2 separate regions of the Homo sapiens genome follow, and region 2 is linked to region 1. A link is a loop called in an ENCODE intact Hi-C map of the cell type or tissue named here. Cell type or tissue: CD14-positive monocyte. All regions are shown on one strand. Links, peaks and the distances in the headings refer to the core of each region. The heading gives the core; the rest is flanking DNA.

Region 1 (8,228 bases), core at 1,535-5,534:
AAATAAGACTTGTGTTGCCAGAATCCATATCCCAAAGGTCTCCAGCGATCATCAAAGAAAAGAGTCTGCTCTCTGCTTCTGCCTCCAGCTCACTGAAGATGTGGGAGGAGTGGGGTGTGCAGAGAAAAGGACCATGCAGTCCGGGTGCAGTGGCTCACGCCTGTAATCCCAGCACTTTGGGAGGCTGAGGCAGGCAGATCACGAGGTCAAGAGATCGAGACCATCCTGACCAACATGGTGAAACCCCGTCTCTATTAAAAATACAAAAATTAGCTGGGCGTGGTGGCACGCGTCTGTAGTCCCAGCTACTTGGGAGGCTGAGGCAAGAGGAATGGCTTGAACCCTGGAGGTGGAGGTTGCAGTGAGCCGTGATCGCACCACTGCACTGCAGCCTGGGTGACAAAGCAAGAGTCCATCTCAAAAAAAAAAAAAGAAAGAAAGAAAAAGAAAAAGAAAAAAAAGGACCATGCACTCCAGGCAGGTTCCTGTTGTCCTTGAAGAGTAAACACAAAAACACTTGTCCTTGAAGAGTAAACACAAAAAAAATGGATGCATTCACCATAACCTTGGATTCTTGGACATAATTTGAATCACTGGTGCATACATTGGTGATACACACACCTTAGAAAACACGAATTTTAAATTGCCCCGGGTTCAAAGGAACATTGTTTTACTCCATGCGGATCACTAGCTTAAGGCCCCATTTCAGATTCACACTGTATTTATTGAAATTGCTTTTGAAATGTGAATCACCAAATGTTAATAAACAAAGTAATTATTCTTGATTTTCTTTAAGCATTCCATTTATTAAAGGGAACTGATGCTATTCATGATTTCATGAAGAAACATGAGATCTGTAAGTAGGTTAATGTGCTTTTCTCATGAAATTAACGAAGGCATTTTCTTATTGCATAATAAGTAAATTAGAAACGGGATTATCGCATTTCAGGGAAAGGTGCTGTAATAACTTCTTGCTGGATCTGATTAGTGCATTCACAGTGAGTAGCTTTCTCTTGGAAGACTTTCTGGAGGGAGGGCTTATCAACTGAACTCATGTAATTCAGCAAGTTGCGTTAAAGTGTGCAAATGAAGTGAGTGGGAGAGAGGAACTAAATCTCATATCAGCATCAGCTTTGATGACACCCAGGCTTGCTCCCCACCCCCACGTGCACCGCCCACCCTCTGCACATCTGCACAGGCCTGTTGTTGCTCTGACTTCATGGCACCAGTGAGTGATGTCTCTTTTGGCCAAGCAGACAAGAGGAGACCAAAGGAACCAGAGAGCTCCGGGAGACAGGGATGCCAGTCTGCAGCTGGTGAGGAGAGGAAGCTGGGGGGCAGCTCACTCTTTCTCAGAACAATGTCCGGAGAACCTTTGCAGGGAAGCTGGTTCAAGGTGCCCCAAAGTTGTGGCCTGACAACCTTTCTTTAACATGCTCCTCCTGGGCCTGGCTCTGATCGACAACAAAGGAGCGCATCATTTTTGCTCCCGGCTTCTGCTTCTCCTGATCTTTGATTCAAATCCCAGCATAGGGTCTTTTTGCTAAATGGGGTCTTTTTAAATAAAAGATGCATTGTTAGAGAAGCTAGGAGGGTTTCATTTCTGTAATGGGGTCTTTAGTCAAACACAGAGCAGACCTTCTCAAGGAGAGGGGACAAAGCTATCAGTGGTCAGGCCCCACAGGCTGGGGAGAGACAGAGAGAGACAAAAATTCTAATCCAAGTGGGTGACAGCCAGGAGGGGAGGGAAACCTTGCTGGTTTTATTCATGAGAGTTTTCACTAGTGACCAATAGTTAGAAGCAATAAAGAAGGGTGTCAGGTCTGAAGGGACATCAAATTCAGTGACTTTAAAGTTCCCTTCTAGTACCACGGGTGTGACCCTGTGCTTTTATGGTTCACTTAGGCATTCTTTCCTGGGCTGAGCTGTGGAGTAGACAGAACGCAGTTTCCTGCATAACACAGCCCTGGGTTCCAACGAAATCCCACCACTCACAGCTATGTGGCCTTGGGTTTGTCATTTCTCCAAGTCTGTTGTCCTTGTCTACAAAAACAGAGATACCACCTCCCTCCTGAGAGCATTAGTAACTATGAGACAGAGGATACTGGGCCATGTCTTAGCCTGTTCAAGTCTCTGTCACAAAATGCCACAGACTGAGTAATTTATAAACAAAAGATGTTTCTGTCTCACATTTTGGAGGCTGGAAGCCCAGGATCAAGGTGCCAGTAGACTCAGTGTCTGGTGAGGGCCCATCCCTCATAGAAGGCACCTTCTGTGTTTCCTCATATGGTGAGGAAGGCGAACAAGCTCCTTCAAGTCTCTTTTATAAAGGCACCAACCTCATTCACCTCCTAATCACCTAATCACCTCCTAAAGGCCCCACCTCTTAATACCAACACATTGAGGGTTAGGTTTCAACACATGAATTTTGGAGAGGCACAAACATTCAGATCATAGTAGTCCCGGTCGCCAAGTCCCACTATTCTTTTTTTGGTGTTGTTTTTGTTTTTGGGAAGGAGTCTTGCTCTGTTGCCTGGGAAGGAGTCTTGCTCTGTTGCCTAGGCTGGAGTGCAGTGGCATGATCTCAGCCCATTGCAACCTCTGCCTCCTAGATTCCAGCAATTCTCCTGCCTCAGCCTCTCGAGTAGCTGGGACTACAGGCATGCACCACCACGCCTGGCTAATTTTTATATTTGCAGTAAAGATGGAGTTTCGACATGTTGGCCAGGCTGGTCTTGAACTCCTGACCCCAGATGATCTGCCCACTTCTGCCTCCCAAAGTGGTAGGATTACTGGTGTGAGCCAGTGCGCCCACCTCCAAGTCCCCCTATTCTTGATAAGCTGCCTGTCCTCCAATGTTGGTTAAGGAAACAGATATTCAGTCCTCCCCAGTGTGTGTGCTGAAGCTTCTGGTCATAACCCCAGCTTGGGCCTTCCTGCTCCCTTCCTCTCCTCCTGGCCTGTTCCTGCTTGGCTATTGCAGGTGGACGCTGCTCAAGTGCATCTGGATACCAAGGGTCTGAGAGGCAGGAATACAACTAGAGGAGCCAGAACAATTCCAACACAGGGAGCTCCCAAGAGAAATCCCAAGGGAAGTCCAAAGAGAAGTTGCCATGTGGGCCTGAGAGTCTTGGGCCACTTTGCTTGTGCACCTCCCCTCGCCCTGCAGAGCGACTGAGTTCCTGGCTGTTGGCTCCTAGGGGATGCAGAGTTGCCCAGGTGTGATCAGAGGGGAGGAAGCCTTGAGCTCCCCCTAGTGGCCGTGGCCGGGCATGTAAACCAGAGGCCCAGGTTGGGGGCTGCGGGCCCCACCTCCCACCCCCACTCCACGCAAGACTCTTAGGGCCTCATCATCAGACTTTGGAGTCCACTTTCCAAATGTGGCACCACTCCTTTCCACAAAACCAGGGGCCACAAATGAGAGATTTGGTGCCTCTAATTTATTTGGCCAGCTCCATGTTAAAGAAAAACTTTACTTGCCAATACATAAGCGTTGGATTTGACATAAAAATCCAGACATGTGATTTCTCTTGCAAAATCAGAAGCCCTGGCAGATGAAGCCTCGCTGGCTTGCTCACTGCTCACCTCCTGTTGCGTGGCCAGCCCAGTTCCTAACAAGCCATGGACTGGTACTGGTCCGGGGCCGAGGGTTGGGGACCCCTGCAGTAGAGGGCAGGGGCAGAGGTGGGGAGGCCATTAAGAGGCTGTTGTTCTGATGCAAGTGAGAGATTAGGGTGCGCTGGACCAGGGTGGTGTTTAGTAATCATGATTAGAAATGGTTGGTACCGGCCGGGCACAGTGTCTCACGCCTGTAATCCCAGTACTTTGGGAGGCCAAGGTGGGCTGATCACCTGAGGTCAGGAGTTTGAGACCAGCCTGACCAACATGGAGAAACCCCCATCTCTACTAAAAACACAAAATTAGCCGGGCGTGGTGGCGCATGCCTATAATCCCAGCTACTCAGGAGGCTGAGGCAGGAGAATCGCTTGAACCCGGGAGGCGGAGGTTGTGGTGAGCCGAGATCACGCCATCACACTCCAGCCTAGGCCATAAGAGCGAAACTGTCTGGAAAAAAAAAAGAAAGAAAGAAAAAACAAAGAAAGAAAGAAAAAAAAAAGAAGTGGTTGGTACCACAGAATTGAACCCCCTCTCGTATATAAAAAGCATCTTCTGTCTCCCATTTTTCCTCATTTCTGCTCTAACTGAGGCTGAGAGTCCCTGGTTGTAGCCTTGTAGCCCCGTCAGGCTGTAGCCTGAGCCATTTTTTCTGGAACTGATGGGTCTCCTTCAACTTTACCTTGCTCCACCCAATTCTTCATGGTTAGCGTGTGGTTCTGCAATCCCACGGTGTCACTCACCAGGACCCAGAAGAATACCAGTCTGTACCCAAAACATTTAGAAGACACAAGCAAATGCTAGAAGAACTCATCATCTTGTTACAATGACTTCTGTCATTCAATCCTGCTACTGAGCCAGGCGCTTGAAGGTCTCTAGGATTTTCTTTTCTTTCTTTTTTTTTTTTTTTTTTTTTTGAGATGGAGTCTTACTCTGTCACCCAGGCTGGAGTGCAGTGGCACAATCTCGGCTCATTGCCACCTCCGCCTCCCAGGCTCAAGCAGTTCTCCTGCCTCAGCCTCCCAAGTAGCTGGGGCTACAGGCGCCCGCCGCCACGCCCGGCTAATTTTTTTGTATTTTAGTAGAGACGCGGTTTCACCCTGTGGCGCAGGCTGGTCGCAAACTCCTGAGCTCAAGCAATCCGCCTGCCTCAGCCTCCCAAAGTGCTGGGATTACAGGTGTGAGCCACCGTGCCCGGCCGAAGGTCTCTAGGATTTTCTACATGCTATTATCTTTTCTTGGAATACATCTTCCCTCCACCCAGGTAACTCTAGTCTTAGCTTAGACATGGCTCTCTCCATAGATCCTTTCTTGACCCAGAAGTTTTTGCTGAGGGTTGCCACCACCAGTCAGAATGCAGTTCCAAATTCATCTTATACAGGTCTGGGACTAGGGTGCAAGCTTTCAGGAGCCAGTTACTCTCAGGGTCATGCAAGTGTAGGGGCCACTTGAGAGTGTCTCCTTACATTCTACACCCTAGGAGCCTCCTGCACTCCACCCTAGTCCTGGCCCTGGCTATGATCCAAGACATGCAGGAACATCAAGCTCAGGGGCTTTGTGCCCCCAGATGCTTTGCCAGTATGGCGCTGAGTTAGATTGTACCTTGCGAGGCACTGGCATGGCATTTGGAAGAGAGAAGAGCAGAAGAAGCCATCATTATCCAGCAGCACTGAATTCGCTTGGCAGCAACATTCATCATTCCCGAGTCACCTTCCTGAGCTCACCCATTTCACTGGTGCCACTAGCTGCTGAGAATGTCATGAGACCCTTCCTCGGGATGCCCATGCTCTGTCATTTCTTGAAGCAGCCCTCCTGACTGCCACTTTCCAAGCCTCTATTTCCCTCTAATAAACGTTTTGGTCTCCTAAATACCTGGAGTGGCATTTACTTTCCAGGCTGAGCCTTGACAGACACACTTCCCCAGTCCCCCATGAGAAAGAGTAGGCTTCCCATGAGTCACGATTTCAGCATCTTCACCAGCACAGGACATCTGCCTGTCAGCCAGCCCTGTGCACTCTGGCTGCTGATGCCCAGGCCTTCCTGGCCTTCCTTCAGTGCCCCTGCCTGGCACATAACTCATAACTCTTAATCTCCATCCTTAAGTGGGTTCCTCAGGAAAGCTGTCTCTGGCTCTGCCCAGCCCTCTCTGTGACCAGCTCCATGCCCTCCTAAGCACTTAACTTAGAGCTTCATTATTATTATTATTACTTTTTGAGATGGAGTCTCCATCTCTTTTGAGATGAAGTCTCGCTCTGTCACCAGGCTGGAGTGCAGTGGCATGATCTCGGCTCACTGCAACCTCCACCTCCCAGGTTCAAGTGATTCTCCTGCCTCAGCCGCCCGAGTAGCTGGGGGATTACAGGCGCCTGCCACCACACCCGGCTAATTTTTGTACTTTTAGTAGAGATGGGGTTTTGCCATGTTGGCCAGGCTGGTCTTGAACTACTGACCTCAGTTGATCCTCTTGCCTTGGCCTCCCAAAGTGCTGGTATTACAGGTGTGAGCCACTGTGCCCGGCCAGAACCCCATGGTTTTCTTCCTTCCTATAGTTTATTCCTGATATGGTTTGGTTGTGTCTCCACCCAAATGTCACCTTGAATTGGAGTAATCCCCACGTGTCAAGGTGGGGCCAGGTGGAGATAGCTGAATCATGGGGCCAGTTTCCCCCACACTGTTCTTGTGTAGTGGATAAGTCTCATGAGACCTGATGGTTGTTTTTTTTTTTTTTTTTTTTTTTTTTTTGAGATGGAGTCTTGCTCTGTTGCCCAGGCTGGAGTGCAGTGGCGCGATCTTGGCTCACCGCAAGCTCCTCCTCCTGGGTTCAAGCGATTCTCCCGCCTCAGCCTCCCAAGTAGCTGGGACTGCAGGCGCCCACCACCATGCCTGGCTGATTTTTCGTATTTTTAGTAGAGATGGGGTTTCACTGTGTTAGCCAGGATGGTCTCGATCTCCTGACCTCATGATCCGCCCGCTTCGGCCTCCCAAGATCTGATGGTTTTATACATGGGAGTTCCCCTGCACTTGCTCTCTCTTGCCGGCTGCCTTGTAAGACCTGCCTTTGCTTCTCCTTTGCTCTCTGCCATGATTGTGAGGCCTCCTCAGCCATGTGGAACTGTGAGTCCATTAAACCTCTTTCTTTTATAAAGTACCCAGTCTTGGGTATGTCTTTATTAGCAGCATAAGAACAGATTAATACAGTCCTAACATATAATATTTCTTTGATTATTCAATAATCAGTGGCACATCTCTTTCAGTAGGTGATAGGATCCATGAGGACAGGCAGAATTGCCCACTATGGTATCCCCTGTGCCTGATTCAGTACCTGGCACTAGTATGTGCTCAATGAGCAATTTGTAAAATGAATCAATAAATAATTTGTTGCATTGAATTGCATTAGGTTGTCAGCACCCATAGAGCACTTCTGGTAATGGTAGCTCAATGATAGGAACTATGGGAGAGGTAAAAAAAATGAATAATCAATAAACAGATAGGAAAGGTTAAGTCTTGTGAAGGCATGTATTCCAATATGGCCACCAAGGGCTCTCCCATCCTAGGAGCACTTGTTACAACGTAACCTTTACATTCCTTCCATCAAGAGGTGCCGTCTATGTCCCTTTCCTTTGAAATTAAGTGAGCTTTTGCACCTGTTTTGACCAATAAAATATAGCAGAAAGGTCATAGCAAACAATGCCACTGTCCCCTTACTTTGGAATACTCCCTTCTGAAGTTTGCGGCCATGGAGGCAGTCTGGCTGCCCACAAGTCCGCCATGCTGTGAGGAAGCTCAAACTCCCCTAGATAGAGAAGCCCTGAACCTACTTGAAGAAAGATGTCCTGCCAGTCTTCAGCTGCTTCAACCACTGTCTGGTTGCAATTAAATGAGACCACTGGCCAGAACTGTCCAGATGAGACTGTCCCAAATTCCTGACCCACAGAAACAATGACAGATAGTGAAATGACTTTTGTTGCATTAAGCCACTGAATTTGGGGGTGATTTGTTACACAGCAAGAAATAACTAGAATAGATTTGAATTCAAAGAATGTATGATCTAGTTAGAGGCCGGGCATGATGGCTCATGCTTGTAATCCCAGTGCTTTGAGAGGCCAAGGTGGGAGGATCACTTAAGTCCAGAGCTCAAGACCATCCTGGTCAATATAGAGAGACCCTGCCTCTATTTTTGAAAAAAAAATTGAGTTGGAAAGTCAAGACGTGAGTGAATTTAACCAAGTTTATTGGATGGTGCCAGCAGTCTCTGGATGGCAAAGGTCCAAATTGTATGGTTCTATCTATGCGAATACCATAAATACACTCACCCATCCATCCCCATCTTCTCTCTCCCATTCATCTCTATCCATGCTCCCTTACCTCTGCCCCTAATCTTGCCTTGGTCCTTCAAATCCTTGGTTCCCATCATATGTCTGCAATTCACTGCAGGGCTGACACTTTCTCAAACTCTCAACCTGATAGAGCCTTAAATTAATAAGCTACCTGGTCTTCCCAGCTTCACTTTGGATGTACTGCAGAGTGGAGTCAAGGGTGTTTAGATCACAAACCCCTGGTTCTGGCTCCTGGATCTTGACAACAGTCATCACATAAATTTTCTAACAAGAGAC
Region 2 (8,228 bases), core at 2,652-6,651, 54 kb before region 1:
CTTGGTTTTCTTTATTTAAAAGAACTAAACCCACAAATCATCAGAGTATCTTTCCACAGAGGCCTAGGGAAGTAGTTGAAGGTGGCTTTAGAATAATTCTGGGTTTTTCAACCTTTTTTCATTACTGCCCTCTCTAAGGAGCCTTTTAAGATATTTCTTTCCTAATCACTCCCCCACTACCATGAAATTTTAATACCACAGTCAGGCTGTATGTCTGTTTACGTACTGTGGACCGCTGGAGAGCCACAAACCGCTGTAGGCCCTAGGATGTTGTTAGCACCTCAGAACCCATTTCTTCCCCCTGCAGGGTGATATTGCCCCTAGTGAGGATGTATGGTCTAATTTGTATATTAATTGTGTGGTTAAAAAATTAATAATTAGGCTGGGCACGGTGGCTCATGCCTGTAATCCCAGCACTTTGGGAGGCTGAGGCGGGCGGATCACAAGGTCAGGAGTTTGAGACCAGCCTGGCCAACATGGTGAAACACCATCTCTACTAAAAATACAAAATTAGCCAGGCATGGTGGCATGCACCTGTAATCCCAGCTACTTGGGAGGCTGAGACAGGAGAATCACTTGAACATGGGAGGCAGAGCTTGCAGTGAGCCGAGATCACGCCACTGCACTCCAGCGTGGGCGACAGAGTGAGACTCCATCTCAAAAAAAAAAAAAAAATTAGTAATTAGGCCAGGTGCAGTGGCTCACGCCTGTAATCCAGCACTTTGGGAGGCCGAGGCAGGCAGATCACAATGTCAGGAGTTTGAGATCAGCCTGGCCAACATGGTGAAACCCTGTCTCTACTAAAAATACAAAATAGCCAGGCATGGTGGCGCGCACCTGTAATCCCCGCTACTCTGAAGCAGGAGAATCACTTGAACCCAGGAGGCAGAAGTTGCAGTGAGCCAAGATCATGTCATTGCACTCCAGCCTGGGCAACAAGAGCAAGACTTCGACTCAAAAAAAAAAATTAATTAATAATTTTAAAAGTTCACATTTACACTCAGCACAATGTAAAACCTTGTAGACAGTACCTCCTTCCCTAAAACTTCTTGTGGGTTAAGCCTGCCAGTGAAGTCTGGGTGGGGTTACGGACAGGCAAACACAGCCATGCTACAGTTTATGCTGTTTGTAATGAAACAGATGCTAACAACACCAGGAAGGGTGCGTCATCCCTGAGGCTTTGACCATATCTCAGATGGTCCCTGATGGTTTTCCATTCCTTGAGAGCTGCAGATAAGGTCAATGTCCCGATGACTCCATGGCTGCCTTCACTGAACCCAGGGAGAACTGTCTGGTTTCCTGGTTTTCCGCCCACTCTTTGGTTGCTCCTTCTCCTTTACAGTTGGCTTGCTCTGCCCAGTCCTCTTAATTTGGGGTGCCTCCAGGCCCCATCCCCAGACCTCTTCTCCATCCACCCCACTCCTTAGGTGATCTCATCCAGTACAGCGGCTTGAAGACTATCTACGCCATAACGACTTCAAATTTATACCTACCTTGAATTAAGAGTCCTCTTTCCAAATGCCTACTCACTATCATTACTTGAACATATATAGGAATCTCAAACTTAACTCTTGATTTCCTCCCCAAACCTGCTGCTTCCGTTCCTCACCTTCTCATTTCAAACCAGCTCCTTCCTCCCATTTGCTTATGCCAAAAACCTTGAAACTCGCTTTGAGTTCTCTCTCAAACCTTATACGTGCAACCCATTACCAAATCCCATTGGTCTCGCTCTCAAAATACATCCAAAATCCAGTGGTGACAGCCATGTCACAGCCAGCATCAGCTCTTGCTTATATTACTGCAATAACCACCTTACTTGTCTCCCTCCTTCTACCCTCTGCTCCCCCCTCCATCCCCCCATCATTCATTCCCAAGAGAGCAGCAGAGTGATCCTTGTAAACATCCAGCTGGCTCAAGTCACTCCTCTGCTCAATGGCTCCCCTGACACTCAGGGTAAATGTCAGATCCTTGTGAGGGTCTCAAAAGCCCTCGTGCTTTGGCCCCACCCACCCCTCAGTCTGGTCACCTCTCTGTCCCCATCTCCAACACTCCCCACACCACACACACTCACTCTGCCCCAGCCACACTGACCTCCTTGCTGTTCCCTGACCACTCCAGGAATGCTCTGGCCTCAGGGCCTTTGCACATGCTGTTCTGTTTTCTGGCTGGAATGCTCTTCTCTCAGCAATCCACGTGCTTACTCCATCGTATCTTCCAGGGCTTTGCACAGATGCCCTCTCCTAATGAGACCTTCTCTGCCCATCCCATTTAAAATGACACATTTTCTAGATCACCATGCAGTTTGCTTAGTTTTCCTTGCTATCTGTCACCCCTAACTAAAATGTAAACTCTATAAAGTCAGGATGTCTGTGGTTTTACTACTACTACATCTCCTACTTTCCAGGTTGTGCCCTGCACACGGCTGGCACTGAACGAGCGTTTGTTCAGTGAATGAGCCCCGTATCTTGTTAATCTGCTGAAAGGTTCCAATGAGAAAGAAAGTGGCCTTTTAAACTTACATCTTCTGCCCAGCAGCTCTGTCACCTCGGAGGTGGTCTCTGAGCTTAGAAGTATCCCTCTGCCACACATAAATACCATCACAGATCCCTGAACAACTCAAAGGCCAGCTGGCACTTTCTGTGGCTGAGCCAGCGAACCACTGGGATCAATTGTCTTCTAAGCTCAGCAATTTGCCTAAGTCCCAGCCAAGGGCAAAAGTCCTCCTAACTCCCAGGCACCATTTCTCTCTCTGTAGCTTCACTTGAGCCGCAAAGAATCCAGGATCCCTCAAGCTCTGAGTTCCATTCATGGAAAATCCTAAAACTTCCTTCATCCCTTCAGTCAGAATCTTTTCCTCTTTTGGTTTGGAAGAAACCCAGAGGTGTTAAAACTGAACATCTTGACCGAATTTCCTCCGGGCAAGCTTTCCCCAAGCTCGCTTACTCCAACACACCAGCCCCTCCTGCCAGACCCAGTCAGAGCCAGACTTTTGAGTAACTTGGTCCAAGCAGGGCTCTGACAGCGAACCCAGAACCCCATTCACAGCTGGCTCCCTGCCTGTCACCAAGAATAGCTCCTTAAATCAGGTCTTCGGGTAACAAATGAGGAACACATCAATTTAGCAGGAAATCGGCTTCCCTTGAAGCGTCTCTGAAGTTTGTTGAGACAAAAGGAATCTACAGTGCTTGAGTAATAGGAAAGACCACCTGCAACTTTTACAGAACTTCTTTTGGACTTGAAAATTCTAAGACGCTAGGGGGAAGAAATCTCGAAAATGAACAAGATCCAAATGCATAAGGATTCATTTCCCATCTCCCTAAATAATCACAGCCACATGCTTCTTATCTGCCATAAAAACCAGGCAGTCCGTGTAAGGGACGGGTGAAGCAGTGAAGAACGCTGGTCCTAAGCAGTGTTGAAACCTCTGATTGGTTGTGTGTCCTGAGCAAATTCTTTGACCTCTCTGAGCCTTTATCTGAGAAATGGAATCCACCTCGCCAGGCTGTTGATAAGATTACATGAGAAATCCTGCATGAAAGCCCTCTGTAACCGCTATAGGACTAAACAAGTGACGTTTCAACACACACAGGAAATGCCACTTAAGTTCAGAACTCTCTGAGGGGCACCAGGAGCAAGCACAAAAATAAAAGACTGTCATCACTTTTGTCTTCAAGAAGCTTCAAGTTCAGCTGGGAAAACAGCACACACAGGACAGCGGATGATCTAGCATTCGCAAAAGCAACATACTAAGAAAAGCATACACCTCCATCTGCTGCTTTCCCCTAAGTGTCCCTCGGGTCTGCTTGTTTGGATTCTAATATCTGCCTAACTACCCATCAATCTGGCTACTTCCTGGACTGCAAAAGACCTCAAAGCTATGTGTAAAAGAAGTCTCTAAATCTAAGCCAGATAGGATGGCCTGCCATGGCAGCCCTCATTCCACTCCTCAGGTCCAGTCCTGGTTGACTTCACCTCATCACCCACCAGCCAGTGCAGCTAACCTCCTTCCTCTGCCGCATGTCCGGCCCTGCCCAAGGATTCCCCAGGGGGCAGCCAATCATCTTGTTCACCTCCAGCACAGCACTGTGCATAACACTCTGTATTGCTCTCAACTTTGCCCCCAGGCCAGCTGAAAGCAGAGGAAAGAAGAAAGGAAAACAGAATTCAAATGGAGCAATTAGCAAAAGGAGAAATGAGGAAGCAGATTAAAAAAAAAGAAGAAGAAAAAAAAAGAAACAGAAAGGGAGACAATCAAAGAAAAAATGAGGAACATACAGAACTATCACTTGACATCTGACTTTATAGCTTAGGAAGGGCTTAACCTCACATTCTGTGGCTTGCGCCTCTTACAACATTCTGCAGGGCTGAGTAAGCAAGGCAGGGAATTTTACACCCATTTAGGAAATGAGCAAACTAAGGCTTGACAGACTTTAATGAAGCGCTTTGTAGCCAGAGCCCCTCACTGCCTACCTTCTTATTTCTCAAGTGCCTTTTCCATTGCCAGTAACCCATGCAGTCTCAACAAAAGACTAAAGATTCAGCATCTGGAGGCAGAACTGAAGACCAGAAAAAGAAGTGGATGGTGTTATTCACAACAGCCAAAACATGGGAACTAGCCAAGTGTCCATCAACTGATGGATGGATAAACAAATGTGGTATATCCATGCAATGGAGTATTATTCAGTCATGAAAAGCAATGAAGTACTGATACACGTCACTACGCAAATGAACCCTGAAGACATCATGTCAACGGAAATAAACCAAATACGAAGTCCACCCATTCTGATTCCATTTCTGTGAAACACCTAGAATAGGCAGATGCATAGAACCAGAAAACAGATGAGTGGTCGCCTGATGCTGGGGGCGGGCGAAGGGAGGAGAATGGGGAGTGGCTGCTTAATGAGTATGGGTTACTTTCGGGATGATGAAACTTCTGGAACTGGATAATGGTGGTGGCTGTATAACACTGTGAATGTACCAAATGCCACTGAACATTAAAATGGTGAATTTCATGTTATGTGAATTTTAACACAACTTTTTTTAAAAGTAGAAGGGGAGGCGGGGAAGAGGGAGAGAAAAAAAATGAAGAGAAGGAGGAATGATTCCTAGGTAAGTAATGAGTTTCCCGAAATCAGGGACCCGAGGAGCTCTGAGGTATAAAAAGAGACCCTCTCTCGGCCAGGCGCGGTGGCTCACGCCTATAATTCCAGCACTTTGGTAGGCAGAGATGGGCGGATCACAAGGTCAGGAGATCAAGACCATCCTGGCTAACACGGTGAAACCCCGTCTCTACTAAAAATACAAAAAATTAGCCGGGTGTGGCAGCGGGTGCCAGTAGTCCCAGCTACTGGGGAGGCTGAGGCAAGAGAATGGCGTGAATGCGGGAGGGGGAGCTTGTAGTGAGCCGAGATCGTGCCACTGCACTGCAGCCTGGGGGACAGAGCTAGACTCCGTCTCAAAAAAAAAAGAAAAAAAAAGAGACCCTCTCTCCTTTTATACTGAGGAGGTAACATAATGCTGGGTTTGCCCTTCATGGGGGTGGGAGGTGGCTGCAGACCCAAAGAACCAGCAGCAGCAGCCTGGAAAGGGAACAGAGCCATGAGCACAGGGAGACGGTGGAGGGATGAAGCTGACATCTTCACAGGAAAACCAGCTGATCTCTCCCTGAAGATCTCCTTGGTGTGTACTCACCTGTCCTTTATACTGGCTGAACTGTTCATTCCCACATATGAATAAGTGAATAACATGAGTAAGTGCCCAACCCTGGGCCAGGCACTGTCATAGGCGTTTCAGGACACTAATGATGGAATCCCTGGCCTCATTAAGCAAACCCTCTGGAGGGTGACAACGTTCAAACTCATAGGCTGCTAGGACTTAGTGTAATATAGTCTGTGGCTCAATTCACCCAGTGTAAACAAAAGCTAATAAAGGAATCTTTCTTCTCTGATTTTTAACACATGTTAATCACATTTGGGGACTGAGTAGAGATTAGAGGGATATAGGGGATGCAGTCTGTAGAACAAACAGCAACTCACCTTGCAGGGTGAGCACTAAACAGAGACCTGGATGCAGAAAACCAGCTATTTTAATTAAAAATTCTGGCCAGGCGCGGTGGCTCACATCTATAATCCCAGCACTCTGGGAGGCCGAGACGGGCGGATCACGAGGTCAGGAGATGGAGACCATCCTGGCTAACATGGTGAAACCCCGTCTCTACTAAAAATACAAAAAATTAGCCGGGCGCAGTGGCGGGCGCCTGTAGTCCCAGCTACTCGGGAGGCCGAGGCAGGAGAATGGCGTGAACCCAGGAGGCGGAGCTTGCAGTGAGCTGAGATCGCACCACTGCACTCCAGCCTGGGCGGCAGAGCGAGACTCCGTATCAAAAAAAATAATTAAAAAAAATAAAAAACAATTCTGGATTGAAGCCCAGAGTGAGGAATTTGACTTCAGGCCCCAGGTTCAGACAGAATTCTTCCAAAAGACACGTGCCAGTGCCTTCACGGGCTTTGACCTGATGCAGCTCTGCCCTCATGCAGCTCACATTCCTTTCTCTGAGACAGGGTCTCACTCTGTCACCCAGGCTGGAGTGCAGTGGCACAATCACAGCTCACTGCAGCCTCGGCCTCCTGGACTCAAGCGATACTCCCACATTAGACTTCCGAGTAGCTGGGACCACACGTGCATGCCACCACGCCTGGCTAATTTTTTATTTTCTATAGAGATGGGGGTCTCACTATGTTGCCCAGGCTGGTCTCGAAATCCTGGGCTCAAGTGATGCTCCTGCCTCGGCCTCCCAAAGTGTTGGGATTATGGGCACGAGCCACCACGCGCGGCCTGGAGTTCACATTCTAATGATAATAAGGTAAAGAAGTGAACTATATAACCCTTCAGCTAGGAATACATGTTAGTAAGAAAAATGGGACAAGCAAACTGTCCCTAGGTCCCTATGTTTTTTCAAGGTTTTGATCCCATGTGGAACTATGTAAATAAGTTGCCTACCCAAGCCCAGGGTAAGGGGCTTGTGTGAGTTTGCTGGGGCTGCCACAAAAAAGAATCATAGACTGGGTGGCTTAAACCACTGAAATTTATTTCCTCACAGTTCTAGAAGCTGGGAATCCAAGCTCAAGGTTGCTTGTAAGGCTTCTCCCCACTGGCTTACAAACAGCCGTCTTCTCCCTATGTCTTCACACGGTTTTCCCTCTGTGTGTATCTGTGTCCTCATTTCCCTTTCTTAAAAGGACACCAGTCATACAGGATGAGGGCCCACCCTAATGACCGCATTTTATTTAGTTAGTTAGTTAGTTAGTTAGTTATTTTCCTTGACCTACAACAGTGTGGTCAAAAATTCTTTTTCTTTTTATTTGTACTTTGTAGAGCCAAGGTCTCACCATGTTGCCCAGGCTTGTCTTCAACTCCTGGCCTTAAGTGATCCTCCTGTCTTGGCCTCCCAAAGGGTTAGGATTACAGGCATGAGCTACTACAGCTGGCCATGCATTTTAACTTACCTCTTTAAAGACTCTTTCTCCACATGCAGTCACATTCTGAGGTACTAGGGGTTGGGACTTCAAATACGAGTGGGGAGTGGGTCCAAACTCAGCCCATGGTATTCTTGAGCACTCCCACAGCCCTGACTGTCCCCTGGGGCCCCTCACTGTGCTGGGCACATCCCCGTTATCACTCGGTCTGGTTCCCCACGGACAATGAACCCTCTGATCCTAGGGACCCCTGAGTCCTGTCCACTCCATCTCATTCTCGGCTATATCCCAGGGTTGAGAACACACCTCGAGCCTTAGAGGGGCTTAACTGAAGGCAGGGAAGGATGAAGGAGGCAACAGAGCTCTTACTGCAAATGATTAAAGCTTGTCTGGGCCAAGAATTCCAACAGCTTTCCTAATCGGATAGCAGGGACAGGGAGGAGGTCTTAGGAGGAGGCCTCAGAAGCAACTTCAAAGAGGCCAGAGGAGAAAGGATGACCACAGCAGAGAGGTGAGGGGTTAGACCAAGCCACCTGGTTGAGTCGGGACAGCTGGGTGCAAGAGCTGGGGAGAGACTCCCCCACTCTCCTCCCTGCACAGCGTCTCTTAGCACCGCTTGCATTCATCACCCGTAAACTTCAAATCCCGTACACAGCCACCATCACCTTCAAAATCCTTCCAGTCATCCTCAAAATCCTTCTAGTCACCCTGAATGGGCAGCAGAATGGGTGTCACCACCCTTTTGACAGCTGA

The links. A loop is a pair of places that touch in the nucleus more often than their neighbours do. Peaks named below come from ENCODE experiments on the same cell type or tissue, not always from the same donor. Only the 100,000 strongest peaks of a DNase experiment are listed, where the experiment ranks them.
Region 2: it touches region 1 in a loop (2.4-fold over the local background); 1 of 110 quality-filtered maps calls a loop at or near these places.

Annotation. Positions count from the first base shown.
Region 1 is chr17:10,223,792-10,232,019 of GRCh38, forward strand. No RefSeq gene overlaps it. Among named protein-coding and RNA genes, the nearest start is that of GAS7, 29 kb to the left of the region's middle. In CD14-positive monocyte, for the core only: CTCF peaks have their summits at 3,246 (motif pointing left) and 3,445; a DNase peak (open chromatin) is centred at 3,250.
Region 2 is chr17:10,168,311-10,176,538 of GRCh38, forward strand. The region is part of intron 1 of GAS7 (growth arrest specific 7); the gene reads right to left. Among named protein-coding and RNA genes, the nearest start is that of GAS7, 26 kb to the right of the region's middle. RefSeq lists enhancers at 2,513-3,339, 3,340-4,165, 4,993-5,818. In CD14-positive monocyte, for the core only: no CTCF peak of the experiment used is centred there; DNase peaks (open chromatin) are centred at 3,101, 3,561, 4,351 and 5,801; H3K4me3 peaks cover 2,250 bases; H3K27ac peaks cover 3,409 bases.